5 separate regions of the Homo sapiens genome follow, and regions 1, 2, 4 and 5 are each linked to region 3. The links are chromatin loops, found by intact Hi-C in ENCODE. Cell type or tissue: endothelial cell of umbilical vein. All regions are shown on one strand.

Region 1 (4,000 bases), 200 kb after region 3:
TACAGGCACCCGCCATCACGCCTGGCTAATTTTTGTATTTTTAGTAGAGACGGGGTTCCACCATATTGGCCAGGCTGGTCTTGAACTCCTGACCTTGTGATCTGCCCACCTTGGCCCCGCAAAGTGCTGGGATTACAGCTGTGAGCCACCGTGCCCGGCCCTTAGTTCAGTTTTAGTAAGGTTCCTGCTGGGTCAGTTTATCAAGACTTTCCCATCCTTGGTATCTGATCAAATTCCTAATTCCTTACCCTCAATATCTGATCACCTTGTCTTGTCTTCTGAAAGAATCCTGGTGAGCTGGTTTAGCCAGAATCCCCTTTACCCTTGATGTTTTCTCTTTGTAATTTTTTATCCACATACCCGCATGATGATCTTTGACTGTAAATCCCCATTTGTTCTTGTTATATTCAGAATGGAGCTCAGTTCTATTACTTTTCCCTTATTGCAATAATTCATGAATAAAATCTATCTTTTCTGCTTTAACTTCTGTCCAACTCCCTTCCCGATTTGTTTCCTTTGCATTTCGAGATTGTTTAGGACATCATATCCTAAGTCCTCACTGTTCTTTACATATGTCATGCTTTTGAACATCCTATGTGTTTACACTTGCTGCTCTCTTTGATGGAGATACTTTCCTCTTCTTTCTACTTACTGAACTCCTGTTCTTCCTTTAAGACCCAGCTCAAAACCCTTTCTTTGTGAACTTTTCCCTAACTCCTCTTCCATTCTGTATTTCCATAACACCATATAAAGAACACTTTTTACATTGTACTTTAGTTACTAGTCATTTTTCTATTTCTTCCACTAAACTGTGAATACAACAGTACCATCCATGTCTTATTCACCTGTGTATGTCTGTCTTTTCCATTTAGTATCTGTCCCGTAGTAGATATCCCATAGATTTCTTTGTTGTTAGATAAAAAAAAAAGTTCATTTAAATTTCTCTACACTACTAAATACAGAGTATAATTAAGTAGTTAATTGTATTCTGTATTCTGTGTATCCTGACACATTATACAGAGATAAATCTCTGGGAGAAAAGTATCTGTAAATGAAATTGAACATTGAACCGTAACTTCTTATTTTCCAAGTTGCTAGATCTTACTTTTGATAAATTATCAATCATTCTTATCAACTTTCTATCTGATCCATGACAAAATAGGAAATAATCTTTGAGTCAATATTTAATGCATTGCAGGGTTTACTATATTTAAAACAACTCTGGTATAAATCCTTTTATAAACTTGAGAGGGTTATAATATAAATAATTACTCCAAATTATAGCTTCACAATTTCTTAGACTGTGGATATGTTATAGTAGTAAAATGAACATATTCACTCATTTCTTGTCAAAACTAACTGGAAACATTTTCTTGCAATGATTGATATATAAGGACATTGAAACCCTAGTCAGTAGTTGAGACATTTCTAACTTTCTATCACAGATTTTTCACTTATTAAAAATAGTTTTTTATTGTTCACTGCTTTTCTTCTTGGGGGCAATTTATATCAAATTGCATGACTCGAACTTTGTTCAGGTTGAGAAATTGTGTATTTATGGTCAAAATATCTTCTCTTGTCTCTACGGCCTGTGTTTTATTTTTCTTTCTCTTTTTTTACATTCTCTTTCAGGTTCAATACTAAATGTGATGTCATTAAAGGGAAATTTTCTAAACAAATTTTAGAGAACTGAAGCAATTTCGTTGAAAGATTAGCTGCTACTAACACTTAAAATGTGAGATGTCCGTGCATCTTATATAGTCATTTGAATACATTAAATTTTTGAATCTCTAACAAAGAATGATTTAGTAAATTTTACATTAATAAAGTAAATGTTAATTAACAGACAATACTTAAAATGACTTCAAAATCTGCATGCTAATGTCAGCTCTTGGCAACAACAGTAAAAGTTGATTCATAAAAATGAGTCCTCAGGGTAGCTGCTTTTACGTAAACTGACTTCTCAAATGTATGAAAAATGGGAAGCATTGCTTCTTAGCTAAAACTTAATAAAGTGGTCACAGAAATGTCTTTCTGTGAAAAGGTAAGTTCTTAGGCTGTTTGGGCAAAGAGAATTCAAGGAAATGAACTCATCACTGCTGCCGCTTCTTGTCAAAATTTCATTGAAATGAATATAGTTCTTTTATCAAAATAAACATGACATGAATTCCAGAGCTCACTGTTCCTGTTTTTGCTGTTGGAGGTGCTGTTGGTTTTTCTTGCAGCTATAAATGATGCTGAAGGAATGCAGGCTAGAATCTAATGAATTTTATGCCGAGCAATCACAGAACCAGCATACTTTTCACTATCATCCCATTTATGGAAGGATTTTTGTTTTACAAAGCTATTGATACAGAAAAGTCTATAGAATTCGTGATGTTTGATCAAGCCTGGCAGGAAAAGTCTATCTTTTGGAGCACTGTACCCTCCAGTTACTGTATCTTTGTTTCTTTTGAAGATGTGAGAAATTGTATAGAAGGGGTGCTTTTTTAGGTAAGCTGATGGTAGTGCTAGATTATATTTAGAGGTATTTACTTAAGCACAAAGCTACTGGTGAAAGCCCAAGTGACTTATCACTCAGTAGAAAGATGAAGTAACAGGTTTTAACTCTGAAGACACTGCTACAAGATATGAAACGAAACAACTTATCCTTTTCAGGGAGAGTATTCATATTTACCAGAGAGAACAAAAGCCTAAAATACTAAGCTATTTGACTCAAAAAGGACTCAAAGCTCCAAGCCTTTGTTGAAAGTGCTTGTTCAGTGTAAAACCATTCCCGTGACTGTTTCTTTTTAATTTTTAATATTTTATTTCAATAGGTTTTTGTGGAATAGGTGGTGTTTGGTGACATGAGTAAGCTCTTTAGTGGTGATTTCTGATATTTTGGTGCACCCATCACTCGAGCAGCGTACACTGTACCCAATGTGTAATTTTTATCCTTTGCCACCCCCACCCTTTCCCCTGAGTCCCCAAATTCCAATGCATTATTCTTATTTGTAAGAGGTCAATAACTCAAATGATTTGATAAAAATCTTTTTGTGTACTCATCTTAGAAACAGAGACTAAAACTTGTTTCCAATGTATTACTTTGCGATGTTTTAAACAATGCCTCAGAAATATTTTATTTGGTGACCATATGGAACCTGACAGTGATTTGCATTTAAGGAGACTTCTTTAAAAACTGTTTGCATATAGAATAATTTAAGGGGGTCAGATTAAAGAGAGTTCCACACTTACGTTACTTCCATCCATTGTTTCAAGCCACAATTCAACCTTAGTTTCTGTTTTAGTTTTCTTTTTTTAATTAATAACACATAGAGCCAACTAGGCATGAGGCACTCTAAGGGAAGCGAAATGGAAAGAAAATGATTCTGCCTTTGAGGAGGTGCAATCTAACTGGGAAGAGAAGTCACAAATAATTGACTTTCTTGCTTGGTGTGTAAAATATGATAAAGCTGTACACATGGTTTATAGACGTGCTGATGGGTGTTGTAATGACCATTAATTCACTAACTCCATTTGGTTTTTAATATTTGGAAAATCATTAGGCAAGCTGCAGATGAGGGGCATATAACAATAGTATTTTGGACTATTAGTTGTGTGGTTCTCAATTTACTCTTTGCTGCTTTTAAAATACTTAGCAACACTGCTAGACCAAACATCAACGTTGTCTCTCTGTTTTTGTTTTTTTAAAGATTGATTTTGGTGTAAGTAATGAGATGGCAAAATTTCAAAGAAGCATACATGGGCTATTTTACCAGGTACATTAGAGTTGAGAACAATGTTGGTAGAAACCATTTTTGAATTAAGTACATTCATTGGTAAGTGTTCTTTTTCTTTTTTTTTTAATTAATAGGTTGGAAACTAGCATTTATAAAGTTAGTTATTTGAGCATTTTTGTGACTATCTGCTACTTTAGGAAGACCCTGTAAAAAGTAGAAAAAATAAGATAGGACAAAACTACATATGTATACATTCTATACATGACTTTGCTTACAAA
Region 2 (4,000 bases), 240 kb after region 3:
TTACTGAATTCCCACCCAAGTACAGACAGCATAGATTTTCTTTTGCAAGCATTCATTACTTTAGGTATTCCTTTCTAAAGCTTGAACACTTTGATGGTAATGTCATGGTAGAGGAGGCATCTTCTCTCTCTTTTGGCAGTTGACTTTTTGAAGTTAGATGATTAGGTCCAGAGACAGGGAAAGGAAATAGTACCTTCTTAGCTGGCTCCACTACTGAATTAGTGTGTAATTCGTGATCATTTCTCTTTCTAACCATCCTTCTCTTTTTGCTGTCATTTGATAAAGTTTATCTCTTACCCAAGGGCATAAAACTGGCAATGACTAGTTCACCACTTTTGACTACATGTTTGGACAAAATATAGGAATTTCAAGAGAGTCTTGATACTTTTAAAAAAAAATGTTGGTGCTATTAGGAAGCAAAACATTTGTTCATTGCTCATATTCCCTGTAATTTGAAAAAGAGAAGTGTGTGTGTTTGTGTGTGTGTGTGAGACAGAGAGAGACACACACACACACACACGGTGGGGTGGGGGGGTACTTTAGATTGATTCCTAGTTTACTAGAAATGCTGACTCATGAGTTAACAGATGAGCTCAGTCAATGTCATCCTCAGGTGTGTGTAAGACTGTTAAGCATAATATTCCTTTCACAACCTTTCTAGGTGTGTGGAGCAAAAGGGTGGGGATGGGGGTTGAGGCATGTCAACAAAGGTCAAGAGATGGGGGAAGGGTTTTAAAGAAACCCGGTGACTGGTTTCTGAGCCTGACTCTGGAATCTGGCTCTAGGGATCAGCCACCATAGGCACCACACACTTAGTGTGTTTTCTCTGTACTTTAATGGGCTCAGTAAGAAGATGACACTTATCACATTCTATTGTCATTAGCTGTTGGTTTGTCTTCCATGTTTGAAGGAAAAGACCATGTGTTACTCCCTTTCGAATCTTGAAACAAACACATTCCATAGAGTTTTGGTGACTAAGGGAGTAAATAAGTAAAGTGAAGGCTACATTTGCCCGATACTGTAGAAAAACAGGATGATGTAACTGAACTAAAGACTCTATTGTCGTATGAATTCTAATTTCCCTATCTAGGCTTCTATAAAATAAAGATAGGAAAGGAAAACACATAGTACTGAGAAAGATGAATGAAGGATGAGACAATTTAAATGGGAAGGGATGGGTGAAAGTTAACCAATAAAGAGAACAGAAGAGATTGAAAAGTAAGAGGAAACAGGATTTATAAGTTGAGATAGAGAAAGAGCTATGAAAGACATTAAAATGTTGGTGGAATCAGCCAGTAAACATCCAAGATTATAGTCAAGTAGTTGCTTGACCCACGTAACAGGATGTTGTAAAGATGTAGTACAGTAAACCACAGAGTTTCTCAGAGGGAAGCTGCTCTGTAGATAAGAAAGCCCCATTACTTTGTATTATTATTTTCCTTTCATGTTGAGCGGATGTACCAGTGACAGTTGGAGTCTCCTTTCAGCCAAATAACTCCCATATGCTACATAATGCTGCTGCTGATTAAAATCCTATGGAAGATTCAGGCTGTATCTGGAACAATAACAGTCTGAATTCGATTTATCAGTCTTCTGGGGAAGCAAAGATAATCAGATTTCCCCCTTCAGCAACTTTGGGACCAAGCCATTTGCTGAGATGACAATGGATGTGAGTCTCGCACTTTCAGTTTATACACCTGCTGCCTGTTAATCACAAGTTTCTGACATTTTTCTGAGTTTTTTTCCTTCCTATTCAAATCTTACAGGCTTTGTCATTTAAAGGCAAGGGCACTTCTGTGAAAACTAGTTACAGAAACATGCATGAAAAATTAGGGAGCTCTGTAGGGAGACAAAGTTATGGGCGATAGGAGGAAAAACACAATTTTGTCAGAAATCTGGATTCCAATATGCTTCTTAATTTTTTGGTATGTGACCTGAACAAGTAGTTTAAGCCCTCTGAGCTTTAGTTCCCTCATCTGTAAAGTGGATAATGATCTCGGCATCAGAAGGTTGCCTTGTAGATTAAATTACATGATTTGCATTTGACTGAGCATTCTGGAAAAATCTAGGTAATGAGAACTGCAAAGAACTCTGGGTACAAATACTCCATTCAAACCCGTGCACTACCGAGAGACTTGACCAAACTTTAACATGGCCAATAGCTACCTAAGGCCTGTCTCTGGGACAAATCCAGCCCTCTTTTGAGTGCCTGTCTTGAAAAGCTCTGGGCTGTCAAAAGAATTTTCCCTTTGTTCTACTCAATATCTGATGATAGGTCTCCCTTTCTTAGAATGTTTATCAAACAAACAAAAAAATTGGAAATCCTTTCTGTGTTTCTTTGAGATGTATTTGTATTTCATACAATTCAAGAGTGTCTTTCTCAAGGGCCTGAAAGCCATTCCTTTGAAATGCAGTCATCAGGAAGGATAGTCTGTGTTTTCCAAGCTCTGTAAGAGAACAGAATCCTAACTTCAGTAGTTGCCAGCCAGCAGACACAGCTGGCCTAATGGCATTTATACTGACTGACTGTAATTTTTCACTTGACTCCCTGCTTTAAATTGCCCAGTCACCTCTGTGCAAATCAGAATGCAGCTCCGCTCTTTCTCCTACTGTTAACAATTACTGAATAAAATCTGTTTTCACTACTTTAAACTAGTGTCCGATTTGGTTATCTTTGACACTAGAGACTGGCTTTGTGATAACACCTACCAAACCCCTGCCTCAAATTTCTTTTCATGGTAAATGTGTGCTTATGTGTGTGTGTGTATTTTCTGAAGGAGACGGTGAGGTTGAGTCTTCTCAGGATAGTTCATGGAAAAAAAAAAAAAACCTGGAAAAACATGAAAAGGTTGTCTGTTTTCTGCATCTGGTTCTGAGGAAAAGGACCGAGGGCTAGTTTATGTTGTAAATTTTTAAAGGTCACAAGTAAAAGTTAAACATGCTTTCATTATTTTAGCTTAAATCAAAATGAAATTTAAAGTGGATGCAGCTTTAGGCAATGCTGGATACAGGGGTTTAAAGGATGAAATTAGAACTCAGTTTCTTCCTTTAGATCATGCTGTTCAATAAAACACTCTGTGATGATAGAAATGTTCTATATCTCAACTGTCTAATTCAACTGTCACATGTGACTATTGAGTACTTGAAGTGCGGCTAATGGCCAACTGAGAAAATAAAGTATTTCCATTTATTCTGAATCAGTTCAAATGTAAAACACTGCGTGGTGGCAACTCTGTTAGTGAGCGCCATTCTAAATTATGCTGTGTTTGCCTCTTCTTGGCTTTATTCTCAAGACAGACTGTCTCTGTGTGGCATCTAGATGGCTCCTGGAGTGTCCAGACTTAGCCAGTTTTTAAAAAAATTATGATCTCACAGAAGGAGAAAAACTAGCCCTCCTTCAGTAGCCTTGTCAACTTCAGAAGCCTTGTCAACTTCTGATTGACCTTGCTTAGGTAAATCATTGTGTGCAAGAGGATGGACACTCATAGTGTAGTCTGAGTCACATTTTATTGTGGATCATTCAATTCACTGCCCTTCTGGAATAGTTTTGAGTTCAGAGGAAACCATTACTAAATAGTGGCTAAGGAAGAAGTGAAAGGACTGTGTGAGAAAGGGCAAAAGCAGTGACACCTTGTGGCCTGGTTGGTTTTACCAAACCAAGCCTGGGTCTGCTTATCCGGCACAGTAAAACCAAACATCCACACTGAGGTTTGCAGCAAGAGAAAGCATGGTGTTTATTTGCAGGGTGCCAAGCAAAGAGAATTGGACAGCTAATGCTTAAGACCTGACTTCCCTGATGGTTTACAAGCAAGGGATTTTAAAGGCAGGGTTGAATTTCAAAAAAGAAGTTACAGACAAAATGATAAATTAATACATGGAAGTTATACAATGCTTTGGCCCAAAATGGTGGGATATCTTGAAGCAGGGCCTTTCAGGTTATAGGTGGATTCAAAGATTCTTTGATTTGTGATTGGTTAAGAGAGCAAATCTTTGTCTAAAG
Region 3 (4,000 bases):
CTGATATGATGCGATTTCGACATTTTAAGGGCTTTTTCTAAAGGGCTTATTTTATCTTTTGTTCCAATCCTGTGCCAAATCATAGGATTTCATTGATTTAGTGGTGAATAGTTAGGATTTCATGATTGCAATCATGTTTATTTTAGAAATGGAAAATTGAGTAAGGCAGAAATCATCTATTCAATGCAATCATATTTTTTAATATTTAAAAATGCTACATAGGTGTGCATATAATACAGGATTGGGAATTGGAAAGTTAGGTTCTGGTTTCTGCTTTGCTATTGCAAAAAAAACAAAACAAAACAAAACTTAATCTTTGGACTTCTGTTTCATCATAAGTTAAAGAATTAGGTGGCTCTAAATGATTTTCATATAATAACCCAGTTTAAACAATTTTGTGAAGAGTCTTAACACTATGCTACATGTGAAACAGAGCAACACGGCAGTAATAATATCTCTAAAGTGCATTTTAAAGACTTTTATCTATGGCCGGGCACGGTGGCTCACGCCTGTAATCCCAGCACTTTGGGAGGCCGAGGCGGGTGGATCATCTGAGGTCAGGAGTTCAAGACCATTCTGGCCAACATGGTGCAACCCTGTCTCTACAAAAATACAAAAATTAGCCAGGCGTGGTGGCGGACGCCTGTTAACCCAGCTACTTGGGAGGCTAAGGCAAGAGAATCACTTGAACCTAGGAGGCGGAGGTTGCAGTGAGCTGAGATCACGCCTTTGCACTCCAGCCTGGGTGACAAGAGTGAGACTCCATCTCAAAAAAAAAAAAGACTTTATCTAACTTCACGTTTTCTTACTAGTGATTTTTTTCATCTTCTGACTTGCTGCAAGAGGGTATTTCCCTAGTTTCAATGGTTTTGAAGTTAATTTGTTCAGCTTCTGCTTAGTGGATATTTATGAGAGGTAATACTTGCCTTTAATTTCTTTTCAGCTTTTCTACTGCTGTCTTTTTCTTATTACTTCTTTTTAAGTTAGCTCCGACTTTGCTATTTTTAGAGAGAAGCAATAAGGATGGCACAGTGGTTACAAGAGGTTAGAAACAATTGAGATGAGAATCCTATTTTTGTTGATATAATTTATATGCAATTCGTAGCTTCAAAATGAAACACTGACATGGTCATCTTTTTAAAACTAAAAAATGATATAAAATTCCTAGTGCATGTGTTTTAAAAAATTCTTTCATAGTGAACAAATCATGCAAGATATTAATTTTTTTTCCCTAAAAGACTATTCTAAAGTCTCCCTGAACATGTCACTTCAAAATGTAAACAAAGAAACAAAACTGTCATCTATTGGAGTTGGGTGTGATTTTTGTCTTTTGTCTTCTCTGTCACACTAGTTTTCAGTTCTTTGCTGTCATGTGGCCCACTTTTCAAAGATGCAATTATGTGGATTTCAGGGGGCCGTCAGCTTGCCTTCCCCAGTTGCTCTGGGCCAGCTCTGGTCTCCAGATACCTCTGATGGAGGCGAGTCCCAAAGTTGATAACTAGGAAGAGACTGTGTATGCCAGGGACGGATGACAAGATGTGCTGAGCCTTGGGGAGACGCGGCAGGATGTTACTAATGAAAGAGGGCCCTGCTGCCGAGGGAGGGGAAGGAAGCAGATGTGAGGGCAAGATTCAGGTGACAACCTCAGCGTTCCAGAGATACAGGATGTTATGGAGGAGGGAGAAAAGCAAGTTGGCATTTGGCAGAATGCACAGAGGCGAGACTCGAGAGTGGGCGGTGGAAGCTGAGGCTTTCAAAGATTTCTGACCTTCTGCCTGCCAACTTGGAATTAGATTTCTTGATGGAGGGGGAGAATGGGGGAAGGGGGTAGAAAAGGCAGATGCCAAGAGAGATTACTGATTTGGCAACCAGACAAAAGGATGCTGTGGCTGGCACCTGCAGCAGAGAAGGGCAGAACGGTGTAGCCAGTAGGTCTAAGGCAATGGGCTGAGTGCCAGAGTTTGAGCTGCTACAGAGCGGCCTGAGATGGCCTCTTTTTTAGACACGAGAAAATAGTCTGTAGAGAAATAAAATTTAAAAATGAGAAATTTAATATCTTTGGATAGATTTTTAGGATTGGCATTTACAAGCGTATTCAGTTGCCTTTCTCCTGTCTGAGGAGCATAACCTTTTGTGGTCAGATTGATGATGCTCTTTAAAAAAAAATCCCAGCAATATTGTTACATTTCCAATTCCAAAACCAAAGTGGTGGGATTTGACTATAGGTTTCCTCATTTCCCCAGCAGTGAATACGAAGTGACTTTTCCATGTCCCAAATGTTGACCCAGAACAATATCATTCCCTGTGAGACAGGAGTAACTGATTACATTAGAATACAATTTTGTTGCCACAGAAATCAGGAAACTTTAAATTTAGCAGCTTCCTTCTAGGGTTTTTTGCTCTGGGCTCTCAGCAAGCGTTTGCGTTTCTACGTCCTATATCACCGTGCACCACTAGATGTCACTGTTACTCGGGTCTTTGGGTAACAGACTCAACAATATGCCTGACCTTTTGTGCCTGGGGAAAAACAATCTTCAGAAGGGGAGGATAATACTGTCTGTGTGGATTTAAATAAGACCTCTTTACCTGGCATTTTTATCGAAAAACAGATACTCCATATGTTGTGTTGATTGCTGTTTCCCTTTCTGTTTTTGAAAGGGAGAGACTGAATTAAATGCGTTTCTTCCCACAAATGTACCTTACCATTTCTCCTTATTCTCAATTCTCCCTTAAAAATGTAGCTTTTAGCTCCATAATATAAGAAATATTTGTTAGAAAATTAGGAAAATCATCATTCTATGGGTATTTAGAATCTATATATGGACTGCAAATGTTTCTTCCCTAATCTCTTCCTAACCTTAGAGAACTTCAAAATGCATTGTCTCATTTCCTAAGGAAAAATGTTGTAACTCTAACTAGGAAAAGAATCCTGTGAGAGCACAGCAAGTCAGCGTTAAGAATTGAATTTTCATGACTACCCTCGGATACATCCTTGAACCTAAGGGACAAATGTTGCCGTGAGTTTCAGGTTGTTTAAATGGTGGTGTTAGACACACAAATCATTCATTTTCCTGCTAAATTTCCTTTTCTTTTATTGAATATTGGATACAGGTATGTCTTTTAAGATGTGGCCATTGATTCATATATACCAGAGCATTATTTAAACATGAAATTAAATAAGATAATTAAATAACAATGCATTTATAAAGCGTTCTTGAAAATAGATTAATTATTTAGAGCATTTGAGTGAAAAGTCTCAATACGATTTCACTATAGCAAATGATAGCCATTAATAAGTCATAACAGGATAATAACATAAAACAAAAAATGAAAACCTTACAAAATATATCTTAAAAAGCGAAGTAGGGCTTTACTTTGAGTTGAGTTCGTGGTACAAAATGAATCAATTTGTTCTTTTTGGAACTTTATCTCCAACCGTGTAATATTTGTGTCTTTAACTGTTGGCTGCTTCTAACAGTTACTGAGCCAATTGACCTCCAAACTAGGACTACATCAATCTGTTTTCTCTCTAGCTGCGATGCCACAGTATTTATAGGTTATTCTGCACTGGAATTTTACCCCCTGGAGATAACTTGTAGCTATGGGCCAATGCCAACTCATTCTGACTCAGGTGGGGATAATAGTCCTTAAGATGAAGTTGCCATGGACTTTAACAATGTTTGGGGTCTTATTCTCTCTGCTCCTGTTCGCAACTCCTCACACTTTTTCCCCTCCCCTCTCTTCCTCTTCCCTTCAATTCTCTGTTCTGTATTCTTCTCTATCTCTTTCTTTTTCCTCCTGCCCTTTCTGTGTTTTCCTTCCATATGTGTGACCCTTAGATTTGTTGTAGAACTATATTGGAGATCGAATTATGATCACTTCTATATTAGTTTCCAGTGGTTTCTGTAACAAATAATCCAAATTTGGTGGCTTAAAGCAACAGGCATTTATTATTTTTTAGTTCTGGAGGTCAGAATTCTGAAACCCATTTCCTGGGCTG
Region 4 (4,000 bases), 440 kb after region 3:
TCTATCTCCTGCCCAGCGTGATAGATTTAAGATGGATCCAAGAGAAAATAAACCCCTGACTTCAAGGTACACATGGACAGGCAAGGCTAACTCACCTGAGGAAAAATTAGAGAACAGCACATTTCGAATGTTCTATTTTATTAAAAGTATAGTAAACTAAATTTAAACACAATGCTATCCAGTGTACCTGTTTTCGAATTTCAGCTTATTTCAGTTGACTGGTCAGTTATATTTCATACTTGTCCTCTTCTGTCTGCTGTAATTCCTTAGATGGCAATAATACTATTGTTGAGAAATTATTCCCCTTCAAAGATATTTTTCTTTACAAAAGGGGTGGCAGAAAACCATTAGAAGTCTGTTTTCCCCAGCAACCTTGTTTCATGTATAGATTCTGAATCTGTCTTCCATCTCCCCTCTGACAAAGAGCTGTACAAAGTTCATCAATGGCAAAGTCAATTGGGTTCTCGTTCTTTCTTAAAAATATCTCCTCTCCTCAGGGATTCCTCAAGTTCCTGTCAAGAGCCACCTAGGGCAGCAAGACATCTTTAGATGTTTTCTTTCTAAGGGCAGATAATGTGTATGTGACCAAAAGCTGGTGTTTACACAACAGGGGGCAGTGAGCAAAATTATCAAGTGGGTAAAATTAGTCTCAGTCTTCTTCACTTCCCCTTTCTGAAGCTTCATCCTTGCCCTCTGGGTGCCTGGCATGTGTTCCAGCTGTTCTGTCTCAGGGAAGGGTGCTCACCGAGGGGCCCATCCTGATCTGCCTGCTGTGCAAACACTTCCTGATCTTTCCCATTTCCTCTCCTCCCTTTCCAAGCTTGTCTCATAGTAAGCCCATTCTCTTTAGGTCTGTTTTCTATTAGAAAGTGAGAGATCAGCTTGTGTTAAGCTAGCAGCAAGTTTTCATGAGACCCGTTCCCTCTTTACCCACATATGACATAATACAATACACATCAACAGGGGCTCTTGGAGTACAGATATCTAACCTGAAAATAGGAGAACAATTTCAACCATGATGTGGGATAAATTGGTATCTTAAGCAGACAACAAACACTTTGGAAGGGTTCTCTTTGTTACAGTATAAATGTATTCTTTTCTTTTTCAGAGTTGTTGAGAATCAAGTACATTTGATTCTATTTAAAGAAAATGTGAAAATGCTGGAATCCCAGCTAATTGCCTCACCTCTTCTCTGTGCCTCTGCCATTGCCAGCAGTAAAACTTTGAACATATTTTCATTTAAACCTTTATCCTAGTGAAACAAAAACACATTATGTTTTTAAAAATCTATATTTTTGTGTGCTTTAAAGGAGAAAAAAATGTGTGTGTGTATGTGTGTGTGTATGAGTGTGTGCATGTATGAGTGTGGGTGAGTTTGTCTCTGTGTGTGTGTATGTTGCAGGACAGTTCTCTGGGTGGCCTTGGACTGACCCATTTCTCTCCCCTTTTTCATTTGCAGTTCTCAGGAAAAAATTGTAGCGTGTTTTGAGAATATAATATCCTGAGATAAGGAAGGGACTGGTTGGAACATGACAGGCTTTTTCTCTCTGCCCTAGAAATTTCAATACTTTTGCCCAGCATTTTATGTTGCCCCTGAGGTATATACCCTGGAGCAACCTGCCCTTCAGGGTCCCTCAGCTGTGGTGCAAGTGGGGCATGCACAGTGGAGACTCCATCTGCCCCAGGCAGCTTTCCTGAGCCTAAGAGAACTGACTCACAATGAGTCCTAGGCTTCTGCTGCCCTTTGCTGCCTATTTGTAAGTAATACATCTGCTTCCTGTAACTTCCTGTAACTTACATGCATAAGTGTTCTGTCTTACCAGCCTCAGACAAGTTGATAACCAGTGCATGGTGAATGGGCTTCACATATGTGTGTGTGTGTTATTGTGTTTACAAGTGGCTTATGTTAGCTTTCTATTATAGCATAACAAATGTGTCACACATTTGGGAGCTTGAAACAATATCCATTTAAAATTTCTGTAGGTCCAAAGTCCAGGCAGGGCTCAACTGGGTTCTTTGCTTAGCATCCCACAAGGTTGACATCAAGGTGTTGATCATGGCTGGGTTTTCATCTGAGGGTCAGAGTCCTCTTCTGAGGCCATTCAGGTTGTTGACATAATTCATTTCCCTTTGATTGTAGGACCAAGATCCCAGTTTTCGTGCTTACTATTGACAAGGGTTGCTCTGAGTTTCTAGAATCTGCCTGCTATTCCCTGCTATATGGCTTTCTCCACAACATTGCCATTTGCTCCTTTTAAGGCTAGCAACAGAATGTCTCTGTTGCTTTGAATTGCTGGCTTCTCCTTTGTCTTATTTCTTGATCCTCATTTAAAAGGGCCTATCTGAGTAGGTTAGGCCCACGCACACTCAAAGGAGTAAGATTACGTAGGATGTGTATACCAGTGATGGAAATTTGGGAAGCTTTCTTAAAATTCTGCTTACCACAGAGCTTTTCTTGGTTTCCTTCGAAATAGTCAGCAAGGGAAGGGGAAATTAAGTGGCTAGACGTAATAAGAAGAGAAAATAGGGATCTAGTCTGAGGATCTAGTAGCACTTTGCCTTTTTCTGAAGATAGGCACTGTCCGATAGAGCTGTCTGCAATGATGCAAATGTTCTCCATCTTCTTTATCCAAGACAGTAACCATTAGGTGCATGCAGCTATTGGGAATTACAAATATGACAAAAAAACTAAAAACATGATTTTTAAATTTTTACAGCCATATGACTCTAGTGGCTACCATGTTAGAGAACATAGCTAGAGAGCAATATATAACCTCCAGCCCTTCTTCACCTTCCTCAGGTACAGAATCACTTCCCTCATGCCGAAATAGTGTGTTTGGTATTTATATCCTGCCTTTATTCTCCACCTGTGCCTGGGGTTTCAGTTTAAATCCCAGTTACTATCTTTCTATCTATCTTTAACTTCTGCCTTGAACTTTCTGCCAAGTTCACAGTTTTAGATATTGACCCATTTTCTATATAAATTCATAATTGAAGAAAGTTCTAATATTACCTAGTCCAATACCTCAATCAAAGTAGAAATCCTTTCTTATCACTGCCTTTGTCACACACATGAACACCAAAATAGTTATTGTTATCCTTCCTGAATAGGTGCTGTCTATGCAAGGTACTGAAGTGAGTGCTTCACTTTATATTCAATCTTCACAGCAACTCATGTTGCATTATTATTCCTATTTCACAGATGAAGAAACTTAGTCTTGGACAAGTTAAATAATTTCCTCAAATCTCACAATTATTTAATGCTAAAATAGAAATCAAATTCAAGTTCTTTGTCCACAATCACCCTTGATTTTACCTTTGAAATTCTATTACCTTTTCTAACAAATGCTCTTACAAAGTTCATTCAAGCTGTTTCTAGTATTACTAGTGGCGGTAAGCCCATAACTTTGAAGGACAATGCCTTCTGTTTACTGGCAGCTTTCAGAACACTTTGATTTTTCCATGTTTTTTCAGTCGTTCTTCATGAAACAAGTAGCTAAGTCACCCACTTATCTGGGTTTTCTCCCTTAGATTTGGTCCAGGGTTTAAATGTTGTTCCATAAACCAGGGGCTATAAAAATGATCCATGCTTTTATCTTGAAATCAAATATTTCTCTCAATAATTTTTACTCTCATTGTTCTCAATTTACCTCTTCAGTTGTACTAAACAAATGCTCTTAGACTGTAGGGTAGAGATTAACAGCCAAGATTTGGTATTAGGGCAGATGTAAGTTTAATTATCAGCTGTACATCTTATGAGTTGTGTGACCTTCCATTTCTCCATGCCCCTTTCTTATCTATCAAATGAGATAAAAGTATCTACCTCAAAAAACTGTTTCAAGGAGGAAATAAAAGTTTAGTGAAGCACCTGGCAGAAAGTCCAGCACATAGCAAGCACTCAGTAACAGGCAGCAGCTAATCTTATTATAGTCTTATAACTGGGGACAGCTTTTCATGTTCCTACGCCACCCAGATTTTTCCACTTTTGACACAAAATAAT
Region 5 (4,000 bases), 340 kb after region 3:
GTGAATTTACATAGGTGTTACTACATCCATTCCCTATGTCTGGTAATAATAGTTATGAATCGCTGCTAATATTTATTGAGCATTTTTACCTATATCAGACAACTATGCAAATGTTTTAATATTTTATCTCACTTAATCTTCACAACTATGCCATAGCGTATTTTTGTCCATTTTCATATAAATACACTGAGCCTCAGAGAACTGAGGTAACTCTCTCAGGGGAGACAGCAGTTGGCCAAACAGGATTTGAATCAGGTCTGCTAAACACTGGAACCCATGTGCCAGCATGCATGGTGAAAAGATAAGAAAAAAGGGAGGAAAAACAGAATATTTAATATTATAAAAACCTACATAACAACACAGAAAGGTACTTTAACATGGAGAGAGATTTTTTAAATGCAAGTCTCATTTTATTCCATTTTCAAGAACAGAATAAAGCAAAAGAACATATGCAGTGGTTCCTTACAATGTTATCCTGCAGTAAGCTTTAATGATTCCTCTTTGCATTAATGTGGACAACTAGTCTGGGCTCTCTGGCTCTGGAGATACAGTTTTATATTATTTTTTTTGTTTAAAGTGATTTTTATCCTTTAGGTGGATAAAAGTTTGGCTCTAGGTGAACCGAAGTGATTTGTAAAATAGCAAAGGGCTGTGCAACATGCCAAAACAGTAAGAGAATTGTCTATGCATGTAAGAAGCTGGTGGCTGTGGGTGAAAATAAAATAGTGGCTAGATCAGCTGTTGATGTGTGAACTTGTAAGGAAGACTATTAGGTCTGGGAATTCCAATTTATGCTTCCAGCTTTTCTTTGAATATTGAGGAAGGAAGTAAATGAATACATACTGAGAGTTTTCTGGGCCACATGTTATTCTAGATAATTTTGACAAAAGTTTCTAGTTTGCTGCACCCAGAAAACCTTTTGTGAATCACCTTACTATCCCCATTTTACCAAAGAGAAATGCAAAATTCTGTAGCTAAAATATGACAGAACCAGAAGTTCAATGTATGTCCTTCTGACTTCAAAATTTAAAATTATTAGCCATGTAAATTTCTGTGGATTCATAATCTGACTGTCTCTCAATTTATTTTCTGTTCACCCTTCTAGTTGCCATTCTGAGAATCTGAGCGACTTCAGATGAAAAGAAGTTTTATGAAACATTTCTACAAAATTTCTTGGCTAAGGTGTTATACATAGAAAACTACACATATGTCTATTGATTTTGTTTTTGAATTGATAAAACCCAAAGCAAAGCTCAATAATGGCTGTCTCCATGTTTTAAACTGCTAGCAAGACACTCAGACCCACAGAAAGCACAATATCAGTGTTAGTTAAATTGAACTAAACACAAAATCTCTACCTCATAACAACCAGTAGTCAATCTATTTGATATAAGAAAATATTTAAGAATCCCTATGTGATCTGAATTACAATTTTTACTTCCATTTTGAATTCCAGTTCATCTAACAGATTCCTTCCACTCTGAAGTTCCCTTAGTTCCACATTCCTCATGCTATTCCTTTGTTCAGAAATCTACAAAGGCTGTCTTTTGCCTGTCTCATATATAAACACTTTTTCTTAGCTTTCAAAGTCTTTAATAATCTAACCTACCATAACCAGCCAGCTTAAGAGTAGACACGCAGGGGGGAATATTTGAGTGTGAATAGAAGGAAAGAGAAACAATAGAATACTTTTGTGAAACGCAGGGGGGAATATTTGAGCATGAATAGAAGGAAAGAGAAACAGTAGAATACTTTTGTGAAAATTTTGTGGCTTTAAAATGCTTGGCGTGAGTCATGTGTAATTGTTTCTAACTCCCCGAGTGATACGTCTGTGCCTTGTTAGTCTGTAAGAAAAACATGAATTTTCTGACCAACTCTTACTTACTTTCTCTATCTCCCTTCATGTACTTAGTCACTCTGTGTGGACATCCTGGCTGATCTCCATTAGTGGAAATATTCATGTCTACCTCCAAATTGTTTTGTCCTTAGACATTTTTCTGACTCATGTCTCTGATATTCTTCAGTCAACACATTTGGACTACTTGGGCTATGAACAAGGATATGAAGAATGGAACTGCCATAAACTCAAGTACAATATAATTAACAAAAATGAAATGGAGAGATAACATTACAGTGAGGGTAAGGTGCTGTCTACTCAGGAAACATAAAGCCCAAATTTGATTCAGAATTTATATTAACTCCTAGAGTTTCTTTGAATTAAGAATGTCGGTTCTGAAACAAAATTATTGGGTCCAAGTGAGCATTTCCAAATATAGGTCAGAGAAATGATAGGTGAGACTGGAGACTGATTCTTCTTTCTGATACTTTGTTGTTGTTGTTACCAAATTACTATCGTTTAGTCAACAAGCCTACACTGGAAGTCCAAGGTACTTTCCATACAATTGCAATCTAGTATTCATATAGTAAAATTTTAGATGAAGGCAAATAAAGGAACACTACTGCATGAATCTACAGCTCCGTTGGTTGGCAGCATGAAGTTAAACTAGCAAAACAGCCTTTAATTCACTACCATCCTAACATGATGTTTTTTTCCATCCATTCTGGCTCTTTGTGCTGTGGATTATGGAGAGATATCATAGCCATGGCACGTGGGCTCCTCTCACTTCTTTTCTGATTACCTTTGAAGGTCTTAGTTGTGTGTGGAAGTCATCTATTAAGTCACCCAGGTTTGGTTAGCTTTAGGCTTTAGCATTTTTCCCCTACACCATTTGACCATTACTATGGTATCTCCAAGTCTCCAAGATTCAATAGAGATTTCCTTGTTGAAAATTGGTATTGTTGATCATTTATCTCCCAGAATTTCTGCTTTCACATAATTCTTGACTTTTTGTAAACTCTCCCGTGTCATTAAAAATATGTTTTTTTCTGAGTATTTTAGAATTTTAGTTAGGGGAGTCTTTCATAATTCCTAGACCACCCACCCTGCTGGACACAGAAGCCAGGTTCCCCTTATGCTTCAGTTCGTGAAGAATGATTATTTTGGACCAAAGTCTATCTAAGAACATTTCAAAAAAGTGATTAAGAACTGGCACCCTTAAAATTTAGGTGTTCTTAATGAACATTTAGGTGTTGGCTAGAACACCCAAATTTTAATAATGACTTCATAAAATGGCTCTTTTAACTTGAGAATTGTTCTCTTTAAGCTTTAGTTTCCTCATTTGTAAAATGGGAATAATAGTAACATTACCTGCTTCATATGATTATTGTAAAGACTAGATATGTATAATGAAAAATGTGAGTGGGAAATAAAGCGGGTTTAAAGATGGTGGTTGATATTATATTTTATTTATCTCCAACGGCAGCACCACTACCTTTTGCTCCTAATGCTAGAAACAGGCAGACTTCCTAAAGCAAAGGAGGCTTTGTTTTGCTGCTTCTTTCACCATGTATTGGAAATTACTTAAAAGGAACATTACTTAAAAGGAAACAAAAGTTAAAAAAAAAAAAAAGAAAAACAGCAGCTAACATTTACTGAATATTAGTTGTGCATCAAAATGCTAGTTATTTTACATTAAATATTGTTAAGTCCTCACAACATTTCTCTAAAGCATATTTTATCTTTCCCCATTATAGATAAAGAAACTGAGACTCAGGCAGGTTAAGTAATTTGTTCAGAGTAACACAGTTAGAAGTAAATAGAGACAATTTGACTTTTGAGGTTGTACTCCTAATTAATATGCTAGAACTGCAATGTCAAGGGTCAAAGTCAAGGGTCACATAAAGAATTTGTGTGAATACTCATATTAGAATGTTCTTACTCTTTGATATTCACTCCTCCTTCACCAATATTATGGCTGGCAGAATCCTACTGGTATTTGAAATTGCCTTGCCTCTCTGAAGTTTTTCCAAAGGCGAACAGAATTAAATATCTCCTGTTTGCTCTCATAGCACACTGCAAAAGCTTTATGGAAGCACACATCACTATGTTTACTTATTCCTCCCTTTTTCTCTATCCTATGACCTTCCTGAGTACAGAAAG

Evidence for each region. A loop is a pair of places that touch in the nucleus more often than their neighbours do. Peaks named below come from ENCODE experiments on the same cell type or tissue, not always from the same donor. Only the 100,000 strongest peaks of a DNase experiment are listed, where the experiment ranks them.
Region 1: a loop joins it to region 3, with 5 times the contacts of the local background. A loop is called at or near these places in 3 of 110 quality-filtered maps.
Region 2: it touches region 3 in a loop (2.8-fold over the local background); 60 of 110 quality-filtered maps call a loop at or near these places.
Region 4: a loop joins it to region 3, with 6 times the contacts of the local background. A loop is called at or near these places in 21 of 110 quality-filtered maps.
Region 5: a loop joins it to region 3, with 4 times the contacts of the local background. A loop is called at or near these places in 5 of 110 quality-filtered maps.

Annotation. Positions count from the first base shown.
Region 1 is chr3:106,860,444-106,864,443 of GRCh38, reverse strand. No RefSeq gene overlaps it. Among named protein-coding and RNA genes, the nearest start is that of LINC00882, 380 kb to the left of the region's middle. In endothelial cell of umbilical vein, a CTCF peak has its summit at 2,204; a DNase peak (open chromatin) is centred at 2,193; H3K27ac peaks cover 215 bases.
Region 2 is chr3:106,824,602-106,828,601 of GRCh38, reverse strand. No RefSeq gene overlaps it. Among named protein-coding and RNA genes, the nearest start is that of LINC00882, 410 kb to the left of the region's middle. In endothelial cell of umbilical vein, no CTCF peak of the experiment used is centred here; a DNase peak (open chromatin) is centred at 1,541.
Region 3 is chr3:107,063,102-107,067,101 of GRCh38, reverse strand. No RefSeq gene overlaps it. Among named protein-coding and RNA genes, the nearest start is that of LINC00882, 180 kb to the left of the region's middle. In endothelial cell of umbilical vein, a CTCF peak has its summit at 2,466 (motif pointing right); a DNase peak (open chromatin) is centred at 2,461.
Region 4 is chr3:106,626,341-106,630,340 of GRCh38, reverse strand. All of the region lies in intron 2 of LOC101929485 (a long non-coding RNA gene), which reads left to right. Among named protein-coding and RNA genes, the nearest start is that of LINC00882, 610 kb to the left of the region's middle. In endothelial cell of umbilical vein, no CTCF peak of the experiment used is centred here; a DNase peak (open chromatin) is centred at 1,750; H3K27ac peaks cover 312 bases.
Region 5 is chr3:106,726,425-106,730,424 of GRCh38, reverse strand. The region is part of intron 1 of LOC105374029 (a long non-coding RNA gene); the gene reads left to right. Among named protein-coding and RNA genes, the nearest start is that of LINC00882, 510 kb to the left of the region's middle. In endothelial cell of umbilical vein, no CTCF peak of the experiment used is centred here; DNase peaks (open chromatin) are centred at 774 and 1,794; H3K27ac peaks cover 3,140 bases.